2 separate regions of the Homo sapiens genome follow, and region 1 is linked to region 2. The links are chromatin contacts, found by Hi-C in ENCODE. All regions are on one chromosome and are shown on one strand. The core of a region is the stretch at or near the end of the contact, and the rest is flanking DNA. Distances in the headings are between cores, read along the strand shown. Region 1 holds the start of PVRIG (PVR related immunoglobulin domain containing). Region 2 overlaps CASTOR2 (cytosolic arginine sensor for mTORC1 subunit 2).

What was found. A loop is a pair of places that touch in the nucleus more often than their neighbours do.
Region 1: a map of GM11168 shows a loop between it and region 2 (16-fold over the local background). The contact joins the promoter of PVRIG here to the enhancer-like site in region 2. A Hi-C loop is called at or near these places in 2 of 168 maps with a recorded cell type or tissue (GM11168 and K562).

The regions. Positions count from the first base shown.
Region 1 is chr7:100,218,310-100,223,733 of GRCh38, reverse strand. It overlaps PVRIG (PVR related immunoglobulin domain containing), which reads right to left and starts at 3,785. Exons shown (of 5, transcript NM_001397246.1): 1 at 3,706-3,785; 2 at 3,270-3,620; 3 at 3,061-3,187; 4 at 2,914-2,974; 5 at 2,244-2,806. The coding sequence starts at 3,763. The coding sequence ends at 2,483. It also overlaps a transcript of STAG3 not described here and the pseudogene CASTOR3P. RefSeq lists enhancers at 2,026-2,125, 2,146-2,245, 3,636-3,705, 3,766-3,895 and a silencer at 2,666-2,715.
Region 2 is chr7:75,011,454-75,016,948 of GRCh38, reverse strand. The region is part of intron 2 of CASTOR2 (cytosolic arginine sensor for mTORC1 subunit 2); the gene reads right to left. Among named protein-coding and RNA genes, the nearest start is that of CASTOR2, 49 kb to the right of the region's middle. Within about 2 kb of position 2,013, at least 3 of the 41 ENCODE cell types and tissues checked have a DNase peak (open chromatin) inside an H3K27ac peak, as active enhancers do.

The sequences.
Region 1 (5,424 bases), core at 2,536-5,035, about 25 Mb before region 2:
ACCAGGCACACACAGCCTCAACTTCTTGCCCCTAGGTGCTCAAGCGGGACCTGCCCTTTGTCACCCACACGTTGTCATCAGAGTTCACCATCCTGTGGTCAGTGGCTAGACTGTAGCAGCCGAGAACCTCGGCATCACCAGTGGCTTCGTGAAGCCCAAGCTGGGTGAGCTGGGGGCGGGGGTTTGTGCGGGGAAACCTCACGAAGTTACCAGGCCAAGCCGTAGACCAGCCTTGCTCTCAGCACGGGCTTCTGCCCACTGAGCATGAATGGAGTGCCAGGCAGAACGGGATGCAAAGGGCAAGGTGTGGTGGCTCATGCTTGTAAACCCAGCACTTTGGGAGGCCGAGGCAGGCAATTCACCTGAGGTCAGGAGTTTGAGACAAGCCTGACCAACATGGAGAAACCTGGTCTCTACTAAAAATACAAAATTAGCTGGGTGTGGTGGTGCATATTTGTAATTCCAGCTACTGAGGAGGCTGAGGCAGGAGAATCACTTGAACCCAGGAGGCGGAGGTTGCGGTGAGCCGAGATTGTGCCATTGCACTCCAGTCTGGGCAACAAGAACAAAACTCCATCTCAAAAAAAAAAAAATGTGATGGAAAGGTCCTGGGCAGGCCCTGCTGCCATGTCTAGCAAGGGTGGTGGACGTGCATGCATACAGCAATGGCCAGAGGCCACTCCTGCTGCAATCCCAGGTGTCAGGGTGGGTTTCCCTGGGCAGGGACTGTGGTGCTGAAGCCTGGAACACAGGTAGGAACGGGGCCAGGTGGTGCCAGTTGGGAAGGGCATCCCAGGCAGCCAGCACAGCATGTGCAAAGGCCCAGGGGCCTGAGAGTGAGATGGAGAATCAGGACGGTGGTAATTGGTGGTAGAGGCTGGAGAAGCAGCAGTGAATGAGTCTCTCAGGGCCTGCGGCTGAGCCCTCCCCAGCCCTCTTCCCAGGCCCTGCACTCACCAGAGCTGCTGCTTTCAGTCCCAGCCTCAGTGCCTGACATCTTTGTGCTCTTACAGTCCAGATGCCGGTCATCCACCCACTGTCCAGCCCGAGCAACAGGTTCTGTGTCACCAGCCTGGACCCCGACACGCTGCCTGCTGTTGCCACACTCCTCATGGATGTCATGTCCTACTTCAATGGGTAGGGCTGCCTTGGGCATGAGGGGTCGCCGGCTGGACCAGGGGGAGGCACGGCTCTGCCTAGGAGTCTTAGTCTGACGGGGGAGGCTTTGCCAGGAGCTCATCTGAGGGAAGAGACACAGACCTTCCCTGGAGCTAGTCTGAGCGGGGAGACATGGACCCACCCCGGAACTAATCTGAGTGGGAAGGCAAGGACCCGTTCCAGAGCTAGTCTGAGCGGGGAGACAAAGACCCGCCCCAGAACTAGTCTGAGGTGGGAGACATGGACCTGCCCTGGAGCTAGTCTGAGGTGGGAGACACAGACCCGCCCCGGAGCTAGTCTGATGGGGGAGACACGGACCCGCCCCAGAGCTAGTTTAAATGGGGAGACACAGACCTGCCCTGGAGCTAGTCTGAGGTGGGAGACATGGACCTGCCCCAGAGATAGTCTGAAGGGGGAGACACGGACCAGCCCCAAAGCTGGTCTGAGGTGGGAGACAGGGACCCACCCTGGAACTAGTTTGGGGTGGGAGACACGGACCCGCCCTGGAACTAGGCTGAGGGGGAGACACAGCTCTACCAAGCAGAAAGGTTGGCTCTGGATGGAACATTTTGTGGGGAGTCCCCCATGTCTGTGAAGGCCTCTGCCTTCCCCGAGAGGAGGCGGGGGAAGTGATTGAGGGAAGATTTCAGGTGAGTCCCCCTACTCTCCACACCCTGCCTAACGCCAGCTGTGGAAGGAGGGCATCAGGACCCCAGCCCAGGCCACAGCAGGGAGCCCAGCAGAGGGAAGCCAGGTCAAACCACAGGGACTTCTCTCAGGCCAAAGCCCCAGGAACCCTTGCTGTTGTCCTAGAACATGGTGGGATTGGAGCAGAGACCATCCCACTGGGATCCCCCAGCCCTATCTAGGCAGCCACAGGTGTCCCTCAGGAAGCTCCCCCAACACCCCTGCCACTCTGAGAAGCCAGGACAGATCTCTAAGATTGGGACACTGCCCTCTCCCTGGGCCAACCCCAGCCCTGCAATGAGGCCCCAACCCACTCTGGTTCTCACCTGGCTTCTGCCTCCCAGGGGTGGAGACTGCCTCCCCACTCTCTTCACCCCCAAAGAAGAAGCACAGCCGAGGCCGACATCAGAGAAACTGTGTTGCTGACTTAGTTGCAGCAGGAAATGACTGAAATGGGGTAACTGTCACTCACACACTCACACCTGTGCCCACACACGCACACACAGAGACCACATCCGCAGCAGGTGGGCCTGGCCAGACACCTATGGGACACTTATTGGAGGCCCAAGAATTAAAGTAAGGGGGTGACACCCAGGAGGCCTGGGAGGGGGAAAGCCCAGTGGCCTCATGGTCTCTCTCATCGAACTCCTAAGGGTCCTTCCATGGCCCTGGGCCCCCGAGGGTCAGGGAAAAGAGTGAGGCCGGGACCAGTGTGAGGAGGCCTCTCCCCTGCCTGAGCGTAGAGTCCATTCTCAACAGAGACAAAGCTGCCACGTGCAGGGATGGGTGTGGAGGCCCAGGCGGCAGGGCCCTGGGGCCGGTGTGCAGCGTGGGTGGGGAGTGACGCCCACCAGGACGGCCCCCCATGGGGGTGAGCTGTGTCCAAAGTAGCTGGGCGGCAGCTGGTGTTGATAGTGGCATAAGGGACGTGAAGAGCAGCCTGGGAGGCCTGGCTTGGTGCCTGCGCGGGGGAAGGAGGGTCAAGTGAGTCTGCACAGCTTGGGCCCAGCCCTGGCCCCCCTGCCCCTGCCCCTGTCACCTCATCCCCAAAGCAGGTCCCCTCCTCACCCATGCTCGTGCTCTCGGTGCCTGGGGGCTGGTGCGGGACGGCTGGAGCCTAGGGGCAGGGCTGGGAGAGAGCAAGGATGGTCAGAGCTCTGCAGGGCATGTGGCCATCCCAGTGTCAGGGGGACGTGGACAGGGACCAGGTCTCACCGGTGCTTATGTCGGCGCAGCAGATGAAGGAGGTAGACACAGCCAAAGAGGAGGACTCCTGAGACCCCCAAGATCCCGGCCAGGTCTGCCCGCAGAATGGGGGCAGGAGTCGGCGGGGCAGAGAGCCCTGGGCACGGAGACAAGAATCAGATGGGTGGCCAGTTCCCGAGCCCCTCCCTGCCCTCCTGGACCCCTCGCCCCGGCCCCACCTGGGTCTGAGCTGGGCGGGAGGCTCCCACAGGCCTCCCAGGAGCCCTCAGGGAAGGACGCAAACTTGCAGCAGAAGGTGGTGTTGGCGCAGGGGCTGCTGGCCCCAGAGCCTTCCAGGATGAGAGAGATGCTGCTCTGGGTTTCCCAGCGGGCCTGGCGAGCAGGGGCCCATTGCCGGATGCCACGTTCTGGGTGCAACACAGCCAGCGTGGTCCCCCCAGCACCGTTGGGGCCCCCCCAGCTCACAGTCACCAGGGAGATGGAGCCAGACCCCAGGAACCCACAACGGATGGTGAAGGACGAGAGCTCGGTGGCCTCCATCCGAACTTGAACCCACACCTCCGGGGTCCCTGTGGAACAGCAGCAAGGTCGGTGGGCTGTTGTCCTACATCACCCTCCCTGCAGCCCCTGCCCCTCTCTGGTGCCGGCACTCACCCGCAGTGACACACAAGGTCAGCAGCACCCAGGGCAGGACCAGGGTCCGGTGCCCCATGGCCCCCTCCAGTCCAGGTTCTGGGGGCTGCAGGGCCGGCACCTGTGCCTCTGTTCTCATCGCAGGAAGTCTTCATGTTGTCAGCAGCCAAACAGCCACTTCCTTCTCTCCTCTCACACCTTCCCCAGAGGTGGTGAGCACAAAGTGGCTGATTCCCTTCTTAAAGTGACAGTGAGGGCCTGCTCAGTCCCCAAGGCTGTGCTTCCAGGTAACAAGGCAGGGCGGCACAGGTGGGTGAGAACCCAGCCCTGGCTAGGCCTGGGGAGGCCAGGGGAGGGGCAGAGAAGCTGTCAGGGGCTAGAAGGACTCCCCTTCCCTGGACAGCAAGGGGTGCCGGGCTTCCCTAAGAAAGGGCTCTGTCCCGCCCCTCACCCAGCTAAGGAATCGGAGGAGAAAGCCCCTGGGAGTGGGAAGCCAGCAGGGAGGACCTGAGAGCCAGCCCAGCATGCATGACCCACTACCAATCTGATGTGGGTCCCACGCTTACACCTGCAATGCAGGCCTCCCCCACAACCCCCAGCCTGGCTCGCCCACTACCCACTCATACCTCCTGATCTACCCTGAACGCACCCCATACTGGGCTCTGCCCCAGGCGCTGTCTCCTCGTCATAGGTGATGGCAACTGGCTTCTGGCTGCTCGGGCCCAAAGCACAGCCACCAGTGCCTCTTCCCTTTCACTTCCAACGCACCAAGATTGTGTCAGCAAACAGCAGTCCTCTGCCCTAGCAGTGCAGAAGCCAGGAGTTGAACCCATGTCTCTCACCAGGTTAAGCTGCCTCGCTAAGTTTGGATGTGACCTCAGAAACAGAGGCTACTCCAGCAATACAAGATACTTTATTTTTCGGCTTCTACCTATGCCACCCAATCCCTTCACTGGGCCTAACTTAGTGAATCAAATTAAGTATATTTCCCTCCAAGTTGCCCCAGGATTCTGGGCTCCTTTGCACACTACAGGTTTTCTCTAAACGCCCTGGGTTTATCTATCCTTTGGTGAATTTTCAACTCTTCTTATTTCTCTGCCCTGTCCTGACCAAAAATCTTCAGTGCCTGTTTCTCTCTGCCATCCAAATCCCACACACATCTAGGGGTGAATCGGTGAATCTGCGCTGATGAGTGACACGTTTTGTGAATCCTTTCTAGGATCTCAGTATTTCATCCTATCCCGAGGGAAGGCTCTAAAGAGCTCAAGGAAGACCTCACGATGTCTATGTGTGAGAAGAAACCTTTCACCCCTTCACTATCACACCCCATCATCCAAGCACACACTCCTCTTTCATCCCATAAACCCCAGTCAGTGTCACCTGGAGTTATAAGGATGCGGTGACTTACCTAGTAACGGAAGACTCTCAGTAATCTGAAAAAGAAAAATCCCTTCACTTTATAACTGAGGAGATAACACCAACAAGTCACTTCCAGCAGAGCTCATGGCCACAGTGCAAGTTAAAAAAGGTAAAGCCTTATTGAAAATAATCTTAAAACAATTATTCAATATTAACAGACAATGCCCAGCAGTGCCATGTGGGAGGCAAGCCACCCAGCTGCCAAGGCAAGAGACCGAGGGCACAAGCTGTTCCAGTATAATAAAGAAAATACATAGAATAAGAATAGTTATACTAGAAATAGATTATAGCTATGATTATATATATTACTAATCATTAGTT
Region 2 (5,495 bases), core at 764-3,263:
GGGATCCTCCTGCCTTGGCCTCCCAAAGCGCTAGGATTACAGGCGTGAGCCACTGCGCCCAGCCTTCAACAGGATGGGATTTGAATCAAAGGCTGCTTCCTGGGAGGACTGGGCAGGGAAGGCCCTCAGATGACACAGGACATCCCCGGCAGCTTAGCAGAGTAGGAGCCATGTGGGCAAGTGGTTGATCTGCACCGAGCCTCAGTTTGCTCAGCCGTAAAACGATGGCATCAGTAGTGGGTAATGTCCTTTAGTTCTTACAACCCTTTTGTGGGTCTGATGCTGCCATCACACCCATTGTCCCATGTGTAACTGGCTTTCAAACTGGGTTCCTGGATACCTCTCAGGGAGGCTCTGGGTGGAGGGGAGGCCAGGAAAAGGCTGGGTGGGGCTTTGGGGTTTCTCTTCCCCCTTCAGCCAGCCCTGCACATTGGGCTTCTCTGGAAGAAGAGGCAACTCCAGGAGGGCCCCTGAAGAGGCTGCATCATGGGGGGCAGTGACTGTCACCCATGTCCCTCCTGAGAGCCTGGAAGTCCCAGGGGCTGGCATTGGCTTTGGCAGGGTGGGGAGTCCACAGCAGCAGCAACTGCTAAGCCTCCTTACCTAGCTCATGAAAACCCAGAATCCAAACGCTGGAGCCATCCCTTCCACCCTGTCCTGCAGACAGAGACCCTGAGTAGCCCTGAATGTGGGACACAGGCACACACTATGTGTGACCACACACAGCTGCAGACTCGAGCCCAGGCTGCATTCGGGGCTCTTCATACAACACCAGGCACCTGCATAAACCCACCTAGTGCCAGGCCCTGAGTGGGGAGGGGGCACGGCACAGGGAGGTGAACTCTGACACTGCATCCCACAAGGAGGCAGGATTTTTTTTTTTGAGATGGAGCCTCACTCTGTCACCCAGGCTGGAGTACATTGGCATGATCTTGGCTCACTGCAACCTCTGCCTCCTGGTTCAAGCAATTCTCCTGCCTCGGCCTCCCGAGTAGCTGGGATTAGAGGCACCCAACATCATGCCCGGCTAATTTTTATATTTTTAGTAAAGATGGGGTTTCACCATGTTGGCCCGGCTGGTCTCAAACTCCTGGCCTCAAGTGATCCACCCGCCTTGGCCTCTCAAAGGGCTGGGATTACAATCGTGAGCCACCGCGCCTGGCCGAGGCAGGGTTATTTTGCTCACCGTACACTCAACGGTCCAGAAACCCTGGACCTGGAAGGCTCAGTGATTTGCCGAAGATCACTTAGGAAGTAACAGAGCCAGGATTCCAGTGCGGGTCTGGCTCAAGAACCCAGGCTCTATCTTGGGCACTAAATGAAAAGTACCAAGTCCCTAAGAAAATAGGGGGCTAAAAAGAGAGGTGCTGAGGCTGGAGGCGGTGGCTCATGCCCGTACTCCCACTGCTTTGGGAGGCCAAGGTAGGAGGATCGCTTGAGGCCAGGAATTTGAGACCAGCCTGGAGAACGTAGCGAGACCCCATCTCTAAAAAAATAAAAATAAAAAATAAATGAGCCAAGCATGGTGGCACATGCCTGTGGTCCCAGCCACTTGGGAGGTTGAGGTGGGAGGATCGCTTGAGTCTGAGATTTCAAGGCTGCAGTGAGCTATGACCGCACCACTGCACTCCAGCCTAGGTGACACAGCCAGACCCTGTCTCAAAAAATAAATCGATAAAAAGGGAGAGAGGGGCTCAAAGATGGGTGAGCCAAGGCAGCTGTGATGATGAAGATTCCTGGGGAAAGACGAGCTGGGCTCTGCTGGCAGGCAAGATGGCCTGAGAGGAGGGAAATTGAGTGAGGCCCATGCCTGTTCCTACCTGCCCAGCTCCGGTCACCATGGTGACCACAGCCCAAGGAGCCCATTGGTCCCGCTGGCTGAGAAGGACCAGTGGTCAGCCAGTGGGTGGCTAGAGAGGCAGGCGGCTGCACAGAAATGGGAAAGGGCGGCCCCAGTCTTGAGCAGTGGGAGGCCTGTCTCTTATCAAAGCCGCAGGCTTCGGGCTCCGAGGGGCCAATCCTGGCTCTGTCCTCCCCAGCGGAAGCGGCTGCTGATATAGCCTCCGAGGTGGTGAAGTGTACACCTTGAGGGGGTGCTGACATAACCAAGACTCTGCCACTAGGAGTCTCTTGGCAGGTTTGGATGAGACCCAGAGTGGTCTTGGGGAGAAGCCCAGGCCTGAGACCAGCTGGAAACGTGGGTGTGGGGGAAGAGGCGGCTGCTGCTGGCTGGAGGATTTCAGGTCAATCAGCAGCTGGCCAGGAGCAGGCAGCCTGTCTGATGGATTGGTCTACCCGCCCTGCTCACGGCCTCAGCCTGGGAAAGAACCCAGAGCTGTTGCTTCCTTTTTTTTTGAGCGAGAGTGTCTTACTCTGTCGCCCAGGCTGGAGTGCAGCGGCGCGATCTCGGCTCACTGCAACCTCTGCCTCCCGGGTTCAAGCGATTCTCATGTCTCAGCCTCCTGAGTAGCTGGGACTACAGGTGCATACTACCATGCCTGGCTCTACTTTTTTTTTTTTTTTTTTTTTGTATTTTTAGTAGAGAAGGGGTTTCACCATGTTGGGCAGGCTGGTCTCGAACTCCTTACCTCAAGTGATCTGCCCGCCTCGGCCTCCCAAAGTGCTGGGATTACAGGTGTCAGCCACCTTGCCCGGCCACCTCTCCACCTTTTGATCGGTCACTGCCTCCTGACCATGCCTTGCCATGCGTGGCATGGACCACAATGATGTACCGCTGTCCCCAGTTCACAGACAAGGGGACTGTGATGGGTGAGGGCTAGTGATGTGGAGCCTAGATAAGCACTGGGCCCCTCTAACTGCAAGTCTAAGCTTCTACCCATTACCCAGAGGCTTCTAACGTTATTCTGAATCTGTCAGGACACCTAGCACTGCACACAGTGCTCACGAAATACTTAAAAGAGGCCGGGTACGGTGGCTCATGCCTGTAATCCCAGTGCTTTGGGAGGCCAAGGCAGGCAGATCACTTGAGGTCAGGAGTTCAAGACCAGCCTGACCAACATGGGGGAAACCTTGTCTGTACTAAAAATATAAAAAGTAGCCGGGTGTGGTGGTGCGTGCCTGTAATCCCAGCAACTCAGGAGGCTGAGGCATGAGAATCGCTTGAACCCGGGAGGTGGAGGTTGCAGTGAGCAGAGATTGTGTCACTGGACTCCAACCGGGGTGACAGAGCGAGACTCAGTCACACACACACGTAAAAAATCGGAATATACACATATACAACCCCTCTGTCTGCCACACAGACATACTGCATCCATTTGAGCCAAGACCTTCTTTTTTTCTTTTTTTGAGACAGGGTGTTGCTCTATCACCCAGGCTGGAGTGCAGTGGTACAATCATGGCTCACTGCAGCCTCAACCTCCCAGGCTCAAGTGATCCTCCCACCGCAGCCCACCGAGTAGCTGGGACCACAGCCATGTGCCACCACAACAGATTAATTTTTGTATTGTTTGTAGAGACGGGGCTTTGCCATGTTGCCCAACCTGCTTGAACTCCTGGGCTCAAGCGATCTACCTGCCTCAGCCTCCCAAAGGGCTGGGATTACAGGCATGAGCCACTGTGCTCAGACCAAGAATCTCTTAAGAACGTTCACATTGAACAAGGAACTCTGCTGGCTCATGTCATTTACAAGCCATCCCCTGCCCTCCCAGGAAAGACCCAGCATCCACTGAACCATGGCCAGCTGCTAGCTTCTAACTATCAAAGCTGCCAGTGAACACACACCCTGGCTCATGTTAAGAGTGGCAGAAGAGGCCCTTTGGTGGGAAGCAATGTTTGCAGCGCTGGAGGTTTGCAGAACGGGGTGACAGGGCACCGGCCTTCATTCCCCATGCCAGAGCCAGCATCCTTCTTCCTGGGGTCATGCCTGTAATCCCAACACTTTGGGAGGCCAAGGTGGGAGGACTGCTTAAGGCCAGGAGTTCCAGACCAGCATAGGCAACATAGTGAGAATCCTCTACAAAAAAACACAAAAACTAGCCAGTGGGCTGTGCACGGTGGTTCACGCCTATAATCCCAGCACTTTGGAAATTTGGAAGGCTGAGGCGGGTGGATCACTTGAGGTCAGGAGTTCGAGACCAGCCTGGCCAACATGGTGAAACCCTGTCTCTACTAAAAATACAAAAATTAGCTGGGCATAGCGGTGCATGCCTGTAGTCTCAACTACTCAGGAGGCTGAGGCAGGAGAATCGCTTGAACCCAGGAGGTGGAGGTTGCAGTGAGCTGAGATCATGCCACTACACTCCAGTCTGGACAACAGAGCGAGACTCCATCTCAAAACAAAACAAAAAAACAAAAAACAAAAAATCCCAAAAACTAGCCAGTGGGCTAGGTGCAGTAGTTCATGCCTGTAATCCCAGCACTTTGGGAGGTCAAGGCAAGAGGATCATCTGAGGTCAGGAGTTCAAGACCAGCCTTGCCAACATGGTGAAACCCTGTCTCTACTAAAAATACAAAAAAAAATTAGCCGGGTGTGGTGGTGCATGCCTGTAATCCCAGCTACTCAGGAGGCTGAGGCAGGAGAATCGCTTGAACCTGGGAGGTGGAGGATGCAGTGAGCTGAGATCGCGCCACTGCACTCCAGTCTGGGGACAGAGCGAGACTACCTCGAGAAAAGCAAGCAAACAAAAACTAAACTCTCTTTCTGAAGCAGAGCGTCCAAGGAGATGAGGGGTACAGTTGTCCTCCTAGCCTCATACTGCAGCCCCTAGGCCCACCCCAAATCCTGCCACAGCCCCCTGAGAGTCTTCTCAGACTGTCCTAGGCCACACATGGTGGTATACCATCTTCTCACATTACTTTCCGGCAGCACTTTCTCCTTATTTAGGCTAGAGGCGCCTTGAGAGCATTTCCTACTTTCCGTCCTGGCTTGGTTGTCACTCACTAACTCTGGGCAAGTTAATGTCTGCTTGCTTTCTCGCTTGTAAAATGGGTCTTTACTCTTGTTTTTTTTTTTTCTTTCTTTTAAGACGGAGTCTCACTCTGTCCCCCAGGCTGGAGTGCAATGGCGCGATCTCGGCTCACTGCAACCTCCACCTCCCGGGTTCAAGCGATTCTCCTGCCTTGGCCTCCCGAGTAGCTGGGATTACAGGCATGCGCCACCACGCCCAGCTAATTTTGTATTTTTAGTAGAGACGGGGTTCCTCCATGTTGGTCAGGCTGGTCTCGAACTCCTTTTTTTTTTGGTTTTTTTTTTTTTTTTTTTGAGACAGCTCTGTTGCCCAGGCTGGAGTGCAGTGGCGTGATCTCGGCTCACTGCAAGCCCGCCTCCCGGGTTCACGACATTCTCCTGCCTCAGCCTCCCAAGTAGCTGGGACCACAGGCGCCCACCACCACGCCTGGCAAATTTTTTTTGTATTTTTAGTAGATATGGGGTTTCACCATGTTAGCCAGGATGGTCTCAATCTCCTGACCTCGTGATCCACCCACCTCGGCCTCCCAAAGTGCTGGGATTATAGGCGTGAGCCACCGCGCCCGGC